2 separate regions of the Homo sapiens genome follow, and region 1 is linked to region 2. Evidence: chromatin contacts called from ENCODE Hi-C or POLR2A ChIA-PET data. All regions are on one chromosome and are shown on one strand. Each heading gives the region's core, a stretch centred on a gene start or an enhancer-like site at or near the end of the contact. The rest is flanking DNA. Distances are from core to core; before and after follow the strand shown.

The links. Hi-C counts contacts between places; a loop is a spot of excess contacts on that map. ChIA-PET counts read pairs that join two places held with the same protein, here RNA polymerase II (POLR2A). Pooled maps may share reads with other maps.
Region 1: a loop to region 2 is called in a pooled map, with 4 times the contacts of the local background. The contact joins two enhancer-like sites. A Hi-C loop is called at or near these places in 4 of 50 pooled maps. POLR2A ChIA-PET finds 5 or more read pairs at or near these places in 5 of 52 experiments (T-cell, activated CD4-positive, alpha-beta T cell, activated CD4-positive, alpha-beta memory T cell and 2 more).

Annotation. Positions count from the first base shown.
Region 1 is chr17:65,583,194-65,589,077 of GRCh38, forward strand. No RefSeq gene overlaps it. Among named protein-coding and RNA genes, the nearest start is that of AXIN2, 24 kb to the left of the region's middle. RefSeq lists an enhancer at 307-841. Within about 2 kb of position 1,923, at least 6 of the 41 ENCODE cell types and tissues checked have a DNase peak (open chromatin) inside an H3K27ac peak, as active enhancers do.
Region 2 is chr17:65,512,093-65,518,627 of GRCh38, forward strand. No RefSeq gene overlaps it. Among named protein-coding and RNA genes, the nearest start is that of AXIN2, 46 kb to the right of the region's middle. Within about 2 kb of position 2,666, at least 2 of the 41 ENCODE cell types and tissues checked have a DNase peak (open chromatin) inside an H3K27ac peak, as active enhancers do.

The DNA of each region.
Region 1 (5,884 bases), core at 673-3,172, 70 kb after region 2:
TGAGAGGCTGAGGCTGGAGGATCGCTTGAGCCTGGGAAGTCAAGGCTGTAGTGAGTTGTGATAGCGCCACTGTACTCCAGCCTGAGCGACAGTATGAGACCCTGTCTCAAACAAAACAAACCCAACTCTGTGAGCTTGAGCAAATTTCTTTTTTCTGATTTTTTTTTTTTTTTTTTTTTGAGACGGAGTCTCGCTCTATCACCCAGGCTGGAGTGCAATGGCATGATCTTGGCTCACTGCAACCTCTGCCTCCCGGGTTCAAATGATTCTCCTGTCTCAGCCTCCTGAGTAGCTGGGATTACAGGTGTCTGACACCACAACTTGCTAATTTTTGTGTGTTTTTAGTAGAGATGGGGTTTCACCAGGTTGGCCAGGATGGTTTCGAACTCCTGACCTCAGGTGATCCTCTTGCCTCAGCCTCCCAGCTGTAATCCTCAGCTGGGATTACAGGTGTGAGCTACCACACCTGGCCTAGCTTGAGCAAATTTCTCACCCTTCCTGGGCTTCACTTTTCCCAGTTGCAAAATGGGAATAAGCCGTTCTGTTACGGGAAGGATAAAAGGAGAAATGGACATAAAGGTCCATGCATACCGCAAGTGACTTTCTTCATCTTAGGGAGTCAGACTGTGGCTGCCTTCCCCTCCCGCTCCCCTCTGGCTTCCTCCTGGGAATATGTCCCTCCCAGGAGGCTGGTGGGGGCTGGGCAGTCACCCCAGGCTAGGGGGGCATCCACCTTGCAAACCCTTCCATAGCAGACTGACTGCTTGCTTTGCAGACTGTCAACGGGCAGCGCAGTCCGGGCCCAGGGAAGGGCTAGTGGCAGCTGCAGCTCTGCGACCAGGCTTGGAAACACGTGTCAAACCCTATTCCAACCAGATGAGGCTGGCCTGCTTCCAATGGCCGCTTTCCATCCAAGGTCTGGCCAAGGGGAGCTTTGCCCAGATCCCCTCCACAGGCAGCCCAGGCAGCAAGTCCTATTTGTTCCCCTGAGTCCTCGGGTCCAGACTGACAAGCTCACCTCTCTATTCCGGAGGCTCTGTTCAGAAGGTCCAAGCCATGAGTCATGCAGCCCTGCACTGCTGGGGAAGGTGGGAAGGGTAGGTGCAGGCTCCAGGGCACACAGCAACTGGAAGAAGCCATCTGCCCATCCTGTAGGTATGGTCCTCTCCCTGACAAGGCTGGTCCTCTCCCTGACAGGCAGGGGAAGGAGCTGGGTAAAAGAAGAGGACGAAGAGATGCTCTCCAACCACCACAACATGGGGCAAACATAGGCCTCCTCCAGCGAAGGGAAATATCCCATATGCAGCAGATGGGCCTGAGGCAGGTGGCCAGAGAGCCAGTGACTTCTCTTTTTGCTGCTTAGAAATGGTGGCTGAAAAAAACACACATGCCACCACCACCCAAAAAAACTAGAGAATGCAGCATACCAGCAAAGAGTCACAGAAGGAAAGGAAATCCAAATGTTTTGAGTTTAGCTATTAAGCATAGTTTCCAGCGAGTGTACTCATGTCTTGAAATGAAACAGATGAAAGCAACATGTGTCAATGGTTGTAGGAAGGCAATAATGTCATCAACAGGAAATAAAGAAATTGAACACTGAAGCCTCAGCCCAGAACTTAACTCTTCTCTTGCCCAGGTCCCCAAGGCTTTCTGCATGAAGACTGAGGACACTTCCTGCAAGACTAGGTCACTGCCTCTCTCCACCTGCCTGGAAGGTCCTTGAGGCACCCCCTGCAAGGATCACGAGCACCTGAGAAGGACTTGCTTTGTTTCTTAAGGGATGTGGCCTTGGAAGAAAGGGAACCCCAAGGGACCCTGGCCCAGCTGAAGAGGAAGCTGCACAGCCTCTCTCTCCATGAAGAGGCTACAAAGCCTTGGCTGTGGGATCACAGTTCCTGGCAGGGACAGTGCTGGCTGCTGGAAGAGCCAGCAAAGCCAAGGCCAACGTGCTGGCACTAAAAGGGCTGGTGGCGCCACCAGGAAGTCCCGCAGGCCCCAGGAGGCTCTGATTGCTGCTCAGGGCCCAGAAGCTAGGAGATCCCTTCTTAGCCAACCCCCCAACCCGAGGCAGAATGCAGAGCGCATACACGGGCCCCTCTGGCCGATCCAAGAGAACCTCAGGAAGAGCAGGGACTTTGGGCCTTGGAAGGTGAGGCTAACGTTCACATGCCTTGAGAGTGGCCGGGATGACTCTTGCAGGCCAGTCTCGCTGGTTGCTTTTATCTCTGATGAATCCACCCTATTTGGCTTTGGGGGTGCCTGACTCACTGTTGACATTGTATGTCACTTGCAAACAATTCATAAAACTTAAATATCAAACAGATCACACTGGATCAAATAGATCAAACAGATCAAGTGGGATCTTGGAGTGAGAGCATTCATGAGTTCAGTTTCAGACCTGGCCTTAGAGCTTTTAGGTCCAGGGGTGCTAGACAGCACCATGGGCTGCACCTGTTCTCTGCATCAGAGTCCTGGGGGAGGTCTACACAAAGCCGGATTCCAGAGCTTTTCTCTGGAGACTCAGGAGGTCAGGCTGAGGGGTCAGCAGCTTAGCCCAGTGATTTTTAGACCACCCTGGATCAAGATAGCCTAAAACAATGGATGTAATTGTCATTACATACAGGTAAAATTAATGGACAGAAATGCCTCAATTCTTTCTCCCATAATTAAGAAAAACCAACCCTAAAAAATATTTGGTAGGTCTTGACACTGAATTCTAGAACAGGATCTTTGGTATTTGCCCAGAAATGTACATTTGGGTTTACTGTACCCATGTGCATTAGTCAGCTTGGGCTGCCATAGCAAAACACCATACACTGGGTGGTTAAATCACAGATATTTACTTCTCACAGTTCTGGAGGCTGGAAGTCCAAGATGAAGATGCTGACGTCTTTGGTTCCTGGTGAGGGCTCTCTTTCTGGCTTGCAGAGGGCTGCCTTCTGGCTATGTCCTGCTATGGCTGAGAGACAGAGAGAGAGCAAGCTCTCTGGCATCTCTTTTTTTTTTTTTTTTTTTAGATGCAGTCTCACTCTTATTGCCCAGGCTGGAGTGCAGTGGCACGATCTCAGCTCACTGTAGCCTCTGCCTCCTGGGTTCCAGCGATTGCCCTGCCTCAGCCTCCCCAGTAGCTGAGATTACAGGCACACGCCACCACGCCCGGCTAATTTTTGTATTGTATTTTTAGTAGAGATGGGGTTTCACCATGTTGGCCAGGCTGGTGTCAAACTCCTGACCTCAGGTGATCAGCCTGCCTCAGCCTCCCTAAGTGCTGGGATTACAGACGTGAGCCACTGTGCCTGGCCTTTGTGTCTCCTCTTATAGGGGCACTAATCCCACCATGAGGGCCCCATCCTCATGACCTCATCTGAACCTAATCACCTCCCAAAGGCCCCATCTCTGAATATTGGGGGTCAGGGCATCAACATGGGAATTTTGGGGAGACAGATTGGGTCCATAGCACCATGTTTCATGGAGCTCCTCTGGGAGCATCACCAGGTTGTTCTGACCCACATGTCAGGTGCCTGCCAGGTGGGCACTGGCTTAGACTCGGGGGCAGTGTCAGCAATGGTCAGACCCGGACTTTTGCTCTTCAGGAGCTCTCATTGTGTGAGAGATCAACATAGAAACAGGGTAACGACCAAGGTGGAGATGTACCCAGGGTGCTAGGGGAGCAAAAGGGGGCACTGAGTCTACTTTACAGGAGATGACAAGGGGTAAAATCAGCTCAAGGAAACTGAGAAGGGCAAACCTGGAAGATGGAACAGCATGAGCACAGGCTCTGAAGCTCGACGCAGCCTTGGGAGAGGGGATGGCTCCCTGTGGAGCCGGACAGTACGTAACCCACAGGGGGCTGTCTGGAGTGGAAGTTGTTGTGGCCAGATCAAGGAGAAACCCAGGGCTCTGCTAGGAGTATGGCCTTGACTTCGCAGATAAATTGTCTTAAACTGGGTAGTGGAGGAGCTACGTAACCTGAGCTGGGTTTTAGAAAGCTCCCTGTTGTGGGCGTGTTGGGGCTGGATGTAATGAGAGGTAGGATTCAGGCAGCAGGGACCCCATGGGAGTCCATTACACGAATGTAAGCGATCATATTTGTTTAGATATTCACATTTTATTTCAGCAACTGTCTTAGATAGGGCTCCCCAGAAACTGACTCTGTGAGGGGAATGCATGTGAATTACTAGGAAAACTGTAAGGAAAATCCTGCAGGGGAGCGAGGGAATGGAAGGGAAGGAAGCCAAGCAAGGCTGTGACACCGAGCAGTGTCCACAGAGGGGGGACTTTGGTTCCACCCATGGGGAAATCTGGAGACAGCGTAGCCCACTGCTCACCACTGTTCTGGCTTGGGGACAAGGGAGCTGGAGGATTTATACCCCAGCATCTGTCCACCACTAGTTAAGGGCTGGGAGGAGATTAAAGGTATGCAGACACTTGCTGCTCTCCCAGTTGCCAGCAAAACACATTCTAGAAGCTTCCACCAGAGAGGCAGCAGGAAACGCTGCGAGTGAAGCAGGAAGAAGCTGGTCTCCAGGGTGGGGTGGGGGTGGGGAGAGAGGGGGTTGGAGAGCAGAGCACTGAGGGCATCTGGTGCCATGTGAGGCTGCCCAGGGACTTCCAGTGCATCTCATGACTAGCCAGGGCCAGCCAGGAATTCCTGCTTGGGAAGTACTTAGTATGGTTCAAATCTAGAATGTCGAGGAAAGCCCAAAACAGGACAGCCGCATCAGCTCCTTTTCCGGGATTATGGGGACTTTATAACTCGAAAAAATTTTTTCCAGCTGGGAGTGGACAAGGGATTTGGCAAGCAAGGAATGACCCCATACTGACCTCACCAGCTAACCGAGAACCACATCAGTGGCTACAATAGGGCTTTGCTGCAAGAATCGGGGCCCATCCAAGGGCTGCCACTGACTGGTTAACTAATGTGGGGAAGGCCAAGTTCCCATCCATCGGTTACTCAGTGCTCTTTATCTCCACAATCACAACGACTCTACCTGCCCTACTCATCTCTAAGATGGTTATAAAGATAAAAATGGGATTCCAGCTTGGGCAAGTTTTCCAAGAATGTTCAAGGCTTGTTGTAAGTCCATAGTATATGCCACTTCTGAAATGCTGAGTAATGTCAGACAAGGGCCAGCAGGGAGAAAAGTGACATTTACTGAATGTCCCCTACAGGTTGGCGGCTGCCTTTGCAAGCTTCATGCAGGTGATGAGAAGGTGCATAGGGAGAACTTTGACCTTCAAGGCTGGATACTGACAGAAACCTTGGTCTGTCCCTGTGGCTGCAGCTATCACTAAGGCATGTGGTCTCCACCCAAAATGCAATTAATCACTGAGCACGGGCGTTACCTCTTCAGACTTGTGAATAAACAGAGATCAAAGACAGCCAGTCAATGAGACTCTGATAGGCCTTTAACCAGGCCCGGTGCCAGCTCGCTGGCCGCCCGCACTCCTGATCCAGCCAGACACACTCAGCCACCCATATGTCAACTGCCTGTCCTGCCCCCCACCCTCCAGGGCCAGGCCAGCCTTCCACAGTGTCCCAGAACCATTGAGCTTCCAGGTTAACCTCTTCCCTGTTATAATGACGCACGGAAGTCACCTTTCTCTTGGAAAACCAGGACTGTGGATGACATGGCTGGGACACCATCCCTTTCCCCCTTCCCCTTGACAGCCCACTGGGTCCTGTCACTGATAGACCCAAAAGCAGAGCATCTCCCTCTGAAACATTCAAATCTGTACCCTAGGCCCATTTACAAAGCTGACTTGTCTGGAGCCTCAAGACTGCAAGAAAACAACGAGACTCTGACTGTAACATCTGAACTGTCAGGGAACGCCTGTATAACCTCTGTCGGCCTCTCTGCCAGGCAGGGTTTATGCCCCACCT
Region 2 (6,535 bases), core at 1,416-3,915:
CTGAGCAAAAGAAGCCAGACATGAGGCTGGGGGCGGTGGCTCGCGCCTGTAATCCCAGCACTTTGGGAGGCCGAGGTGGGCAGATCATGAGGTCAGGAGCTTGAGACCAGCCTGGCCAACATGGTGAACCTCATTTCTACTAGAGATACAAAAAATTAGCCGGGCGTGGTGGCGTGAACCTGTAATCCCAGCTACTCAGGAGGCTGAGGCAGGAGAATCACTTGAACCCAGCAGGTGCAGGTTGCAGTGAGCTGAGATTGCGCCTTTGCACTCCAGCCTGGGCAACAGGGTGAGACTCCATCTCAAAAAAAAAAAAAAAAAAAGAAAAGAAAAGAAGAAGAAGAAGAAGCCAGACATGAGAGAGTAGGTGCTAAATGATCCATTCATAGGAAATTCTAGACTTCTTAACAGTGGATGATTTTGGCCTCCGAGGGACATTTGGAAATGTCTAGAAATATTTTTGGTTGTCACGAGTTGGGATAAGCTACTGACATCTGGTGAAAGGAGGCCAGGGATGCGCTAAACATCCTTTAATGTACATGACAGACCCCCACAGCAAAGAATTATCCAAATTATCCACTACTGACCCAAAATGTCAATAGTGCCAAGGCTGAGAAACCCTGGACAAAACTAATCTATAGTGACAGAAAAAAGGTTGGTGATTGCCACTGGCTGGGGGTGGGAAAGTGAGGGTTGATCGCAAAGGGGCATGTGAGTGGAGAAAATGTTTTAGGTCTTGGTTGTGGTAAAAGGGAAGCATTTCATTTTACACAAATTATACCTTGGAAAAATTGACTTTTAGAAAAATGACCCTGGCCGGGCATGGTGGCTCATGCCTGTAATCCCAGCACTTTGGAAGGCCGAGGCAGGTGGATCATCTGAGATCAGGAGTTCGAGATCACACTGACAAACACGGAGAAACCCTGTCTCTACCAAAAATATAACATTAGCTGGGCATGGTGGCGGGTGCCTGTAGTCCCAGCTACTCGGGAGGCTGAGACAGGAGAATGGTGTGAACCTGGGAGGCGGAGCTTGCAGTGAGCCGAGATTGTGCCACTGCACTCCAGCCTGGGTGACAGAGTGAGACTCTGTCTCAAAAAAAAAAAAAAAAAAAAGAAAAGAAAGAAAAATTACTCTGAATGCTACTTCAAAATACTTTTTTTTTTTTTTGTCATTCCCATCCATCAGTTAACTACCTTGTAAATTAGCCTGAGCAAACATCTCAGTAGTGAAGCTATTTTCTTTATTGGATGAGACCTTAGGTACAGAAATTGGGAAACCCCACACATCCCACAAAATTGAATCCATGTTTTCTAATAGGAATTTGAGGAGAGTGGAACCAACAGAGTAGCAAGAACAAAGAAACCTCCCTGTCAGCCAATAGTATTATAGTATCATATTATTACATACATACACATGTGTGTGTATGGAGACACACACAGCCATTTGCACATGTGCTATTTGCATGGTGCCTGGTACAAAGAAAGGATAAAACGAGTGTTAATAACCCGTGCCTCAATGACACATTCTTTATGCTTTTATTTCTACATCCATTGATGGTTTAATAAAGCCAAAAGGCCAGGCACAGTGGCTCACGCCTGTAAACCCAGCACCTTGGGAGGCCGAGGTGGGCAGATCACCTGAGATCAGGAGTTCAAAACCAGCCTGGCCAACATGGTGAAACCAGGTCTCCACTAAAAATACAAAATTAGCCAGGTGTGGTGGTGCGCACCTGTAATCCCAGCTACTCGGGAGGCTGAGGCAGGAGAATCGCTTGAACCTGGGAGGCAGAGGTTGCAGTGAACTGAGATCATGCCACTGCCCTCCATCCTGGGCAACAGAGTGAGACTCTGTCTCAAAAATAAATAAATAAATAAAGCCAAAAGACTATTTAGCCTTTTAGCTAGGATGCAGTCTTTTGGAATGAGGGTACTGTGAAGAGAAGGCAGCTTCTATCAGAATCCTCTCAGAAACTCACCAGTTTTGGAGTCCTTCTCAGTCGTGAGTTGGAATGAGCTCACACTGGCTTCTGAGAGCTGATCGTGGTCTTCTCTTCCAAACTCCCAGTTTAGTGACCTCAAGTTGGTAGTTGGAAATCGACCATGGTGGAAGTCTTTACACCATGGAAATTGGCAAATGTGACACATCAGGGCTTGTTCCCCTGGAGAGCCAGGCGTGAAGTGTTTGCCGGCACATCACTGCCTCTGACTCAGAGAGAAGTGAAATTCATATGGAAGAGAGAATGCACGTGGGTGTGAACATGAACGTTGTGGTTTGAAATTGGTGATTTTTTTCCTCTTATGTCATGAAGACAGTTGGAATTGCCCTGACGATCCATCTTCCCATGAAAAAAAGCCAAGGGGGTGTGGGTGGGGAGCCTGGATAGGTTCCATACAGTATTTTAATAAAAAATTGTAATGTAGCCTGGGGGCTTCTGGTTAAACAAAACAAAATATTTAGTTTAAAAACCTGTTCTTCACATAGAATAAAGGTGAATGAGAGTATAGAGTTGGGTGAGACCTTAGCCACGTTCTCAAAGGAAGGACAGAGAAGCCCTAATTCAGGGAGGGTTTGGCCACAGTCCCTGTGTGATGTGCTTCAGATATTCGTCATCCTGCAACAAGCTGGAGAAGACAGAGGCGTTTTGCTTAAGGGCCCCAGCGTGAGTGCCAGGCAGGGCTGAGGCATCCTGCCCAGCGCTTCTTGCCCCTTACTTCCTGGCTGCTTCTCCAAGCTGGCAAGGTCAGGGTGGATGGAGAGAAACATTTCCCAGAGGCCAGAGTTGCCCATGAGAAGTGGCTCTGCCCTGAACTGTCTCTCATTTTCTGGGGGCCAGACTGACCTGTGAGGCAAAGTTGACTTCTTCCTGATATGGGGAACAAGGAGCTCAACCAGATATCCAAGTGTGGCTCAGCTTTTGCTGACGCTTGGGAGAGAGCTGGGAGCCAGAGACAGTTCTGTGGCTTGAGGGTTCCTCTATGGATTTTATTTAAACCACCTTTTTTTTTTTTTTTTTTTGAGATGGAGTTTCACTCTGTCACCTGGACTGCAGTGCAGTGGTATGATCTCGGCTCACCGCAACCTCCACCTCCCAGGTTCAAGCAATTCTCCCACCTCAGCCTCCCAAGTAGCTGGGATTACAGGTGCACACCACCATGCTTGGCTAATTTTTGTATTTTTAGTAGAGATAGGGTTTCACCATGTTGGCCAGGCTGGTCTCGAACTCCTGACCGCAAGTGATCTGCTCACCTCGGCCTCCCAAAGTGCTGGGATTACAGGCGTGAGCCACTGCGCCCAGCTAAACCATCTGTCAAATGGGATTTTAGGAACAGTGTTGGGTCACTACAAGATACCAGCCCGTGTCCCTGGGCTTGGAAATGAGACCTGGAAAGTTGAAGGCCTTCTCTGAGCCCCATCTGAGGGCGTATGTAGGAGAGCCTAAGCTGCCTCCATTACCCCAGGCAAACAAGGAAGAGCAGAGAGAAGTGGAGAACCCCACAGCCAGGAGACCCTCTGAGCAAGCCAGAGCTGGGCCCAGAATCCAGCCCACAGCCTTTGCCTCTAAAGAACCTGGAGGTGGAAGCATCACCAGCGCAGTCCCCAGCCTCCCAGCACAACAGCCAACAGCGGGGCAGGGCAACCTGCTCTCCTGGGTGGGGCTCGGGGAGGAGACCTCTCTCTGCGGCCTCCTCCCTCTGATAGTGGGACTTTTAAAACTTGATCAAAAAAATAATAATAAATTAAAAAAGAAAAGAAAAGACAGCAAACAAGCACAAAAGAGCAGGCGGGGAAAACCCTAGGTAGGAATCAATGAAGCCTTTCAACCTTCTTCCCTGCAAAAGTCTGCATTTCTCTTGTCTTTGGGAACCCGCTGAATGGCTGGGAAACTGTTTTTAATAAACAAGAGTTCAAACGCTGAGTCTCCATAGCCAACAGTCACGCCTTAAACTCTAAACTTTACATGAAAACTCTCCCAGTCCCTTTGAACTCTCCTTCCCTCTCCGACGGAGCATTCCAGTGTTTATGCATTTTTCGAGATTGCTGGCAGGATTGCGAGGCGCTTTGAATACTTTCCCTCTCTTTAGCAATCTCCTGCCTTCAGAACCCATTAATGCCCCACTCAGCAACATCAAGGTAATGCTTTGAAGTCCCTTCTGGCTACAGGCCTCTCACACTCTTTGGTTACTGTGCAATCAAATAATTAAATGGATTCTCAGGGAAAAAAAAAATCATTCTTTTCCTTGGTAATTAAATACTCCAGGTTGGACAGGAGCGCTGTGTTGCCAAGGGAGTGAGAATCTATAAAGACTCCAAGCCCAGAAGTCTATGCTGATGGCCCCCAGGGGAGAAAAATAATAACAAGCAAGTCAGCTCAATCCTCACTGCCCTTCTTGGCTGGCAGCAACCCTGGCCCACCCCGGGCTCTCCTGTCTCAGGGCCTCCCTTCCTAGGGCTGGGGATGGGGGCGGCGGGGGCATCTTCTTTTGGCCAAAATAAGCTTGTCAGAGACTGTGGCTGCCGGAGGTCAGGGAGCAGGTTCTACTCCCCTCCCAGGGGGATTATGCCCCTAAGGAGGCAGAAGCGGGGCAGGAAGACAGGGCAGAGGGTGGAGGAAGGGAGGGTAAAAGGAGCAGGGGGGAGACGAAAGAAGGGGAAAGAAGAATGAGGAAGAGAGATGCGGAAGGCAGAGAATGGGTGAAGGGGGGGCAGGGAAAGGGGAGAGAAAGAAAGGAAGGAGCAGGGAGAGGGGTGAGGGAGAGGTGTGGGAGGAGGGAGAAAATGGGGGAGGAGGGGGAGTGAAAAACTGTTAAGGTGGCAGCTGTGGCTATTGGTTTCTTTCCTCTCTGTCTTCCACGCCTCCACCAGGGTCTGCTTCTCCCAGAACAGATCTGACTCCCACCCTTCGTCTGGGTAAAGCCCCAACCTGGAAAAGTCCAGGGCAGCCCCTCACCACCTGCTTTGCCCTTATAGCCTCAACTCTCACTTCTTTCCCACCTTCTTGCCCTTGCCCAAACTGCTCTCTCTCCCTGAATTACCCTTCCACTGTCCTCCTGACCACCCCCAGGACCCCCGAAGTCTCAGCTCAGCAGTGACCTTCCTCTGGATGTTCAGACAAGTTTTATTCAAGCAACTTTTTTTTTTTTCCCCAAGATGGAGTCTCGCTCTGTTGCTGGAGTGCGGTGGCTCAATCTCAGCTCACTACAACCTCCGCCTCCCAGGTCAAGAGATTCTCCTTCCTCAGGCTGGGGTTACAGACACCCACCACCACACTCGGCTAATTTTTGGTATTTTTAGTAGAAACGAGGTTTCACCATGTTGGCCAGGCTGGTCTCCAACTCCTGACCTCAGGTGATCCACCAGCCTTAGCCTCCCAAAGTGCTGCGATTACAGGTGTGAACCAGTGAGCCCGCCAACTTTTTTTTTTTGAGATGAGGTCTCACTAGACTCCTAGACTCCTTGCTAGACTCCTAGACTCCTAGAGACTAGACTCACTAACTCCTAGATTCAAACAATCCACCCACCTCAGCCTCCCAAAGTATTGGGATTACAGGCATGAGCCACCATGCCAGGCTATTCAAGCAACTTCTCCAATGAATCATGATCTCTCAATCAGGTGCTCCTCTGGGTTGGGGACCACATTTTCATGGCCTGTTTCCCCACCCCTACCACCCCCTCCACACCCAGCACAGGCCCATGGTAGTCCTCAGCAGGTGCTGGTGATGCTGGCAATGACAGTGATGTGCAGAAGACTACCAAAGAGGCTTAGGTCCCAAGAAGCACTTTTTAAAATGGCCGCTATATACCCTATGCTTTGTTTATGAGCATCTCAACATGGCATCCTCTGTGACTGGAACTTGGAGCATCTCTTCGTCACTCCCGTCTTGTATTCCAAAGTGGCCCATTCCCCCTCTCTAACCATCTCTCCCCATGTGGTGTATGCACCTGAATGTCCAGGAACTTGGGCTCCCTGACATCCAAATTGGCCTTGAGAATAGATCCCCCCCAACCCCTAGGACAGGAGCCATATTATTAGTCAGAATTATTTGCGTTGGCCATGACAAAAACCCAAGACAAATTGACTGAAGAGGAAGAAAAAAAAAGATGACAGGATTTATTGACTCCCAAGGCTGGGCTTTCAGAGCAGTTGAATCTAAGGACCCAAGTAAAGTCATAGGACTTAGTGGATCTTTTTCTTTACCCCCACCCTGCCATCTTGTGGCTCCTATTTCCTTCTTAGTGGCTTCAATCCCAAAATAGGAGCCTTTCATACCATGGCCCCCAGAAGCCTAAGGATTTGGTTATCCCATTTCAGAAACTTCAACAGGGAGAGAGCACCGCATTCTCTGAATTCATGGCACAAGTCCCAGGTGTGACTCTCATTGGAACAACTTAAGTCACATGTCCCTCCCTGGACCAATCACAGTAGCCAAAATGATAAGCTCTACTAATTGGCCAGATCATATGAGCATCTTTGCAGCCGAAGGGTGCTCCCCAAAGGAATACCAAGATGTTAACATCAGGAGGTGAAAACATG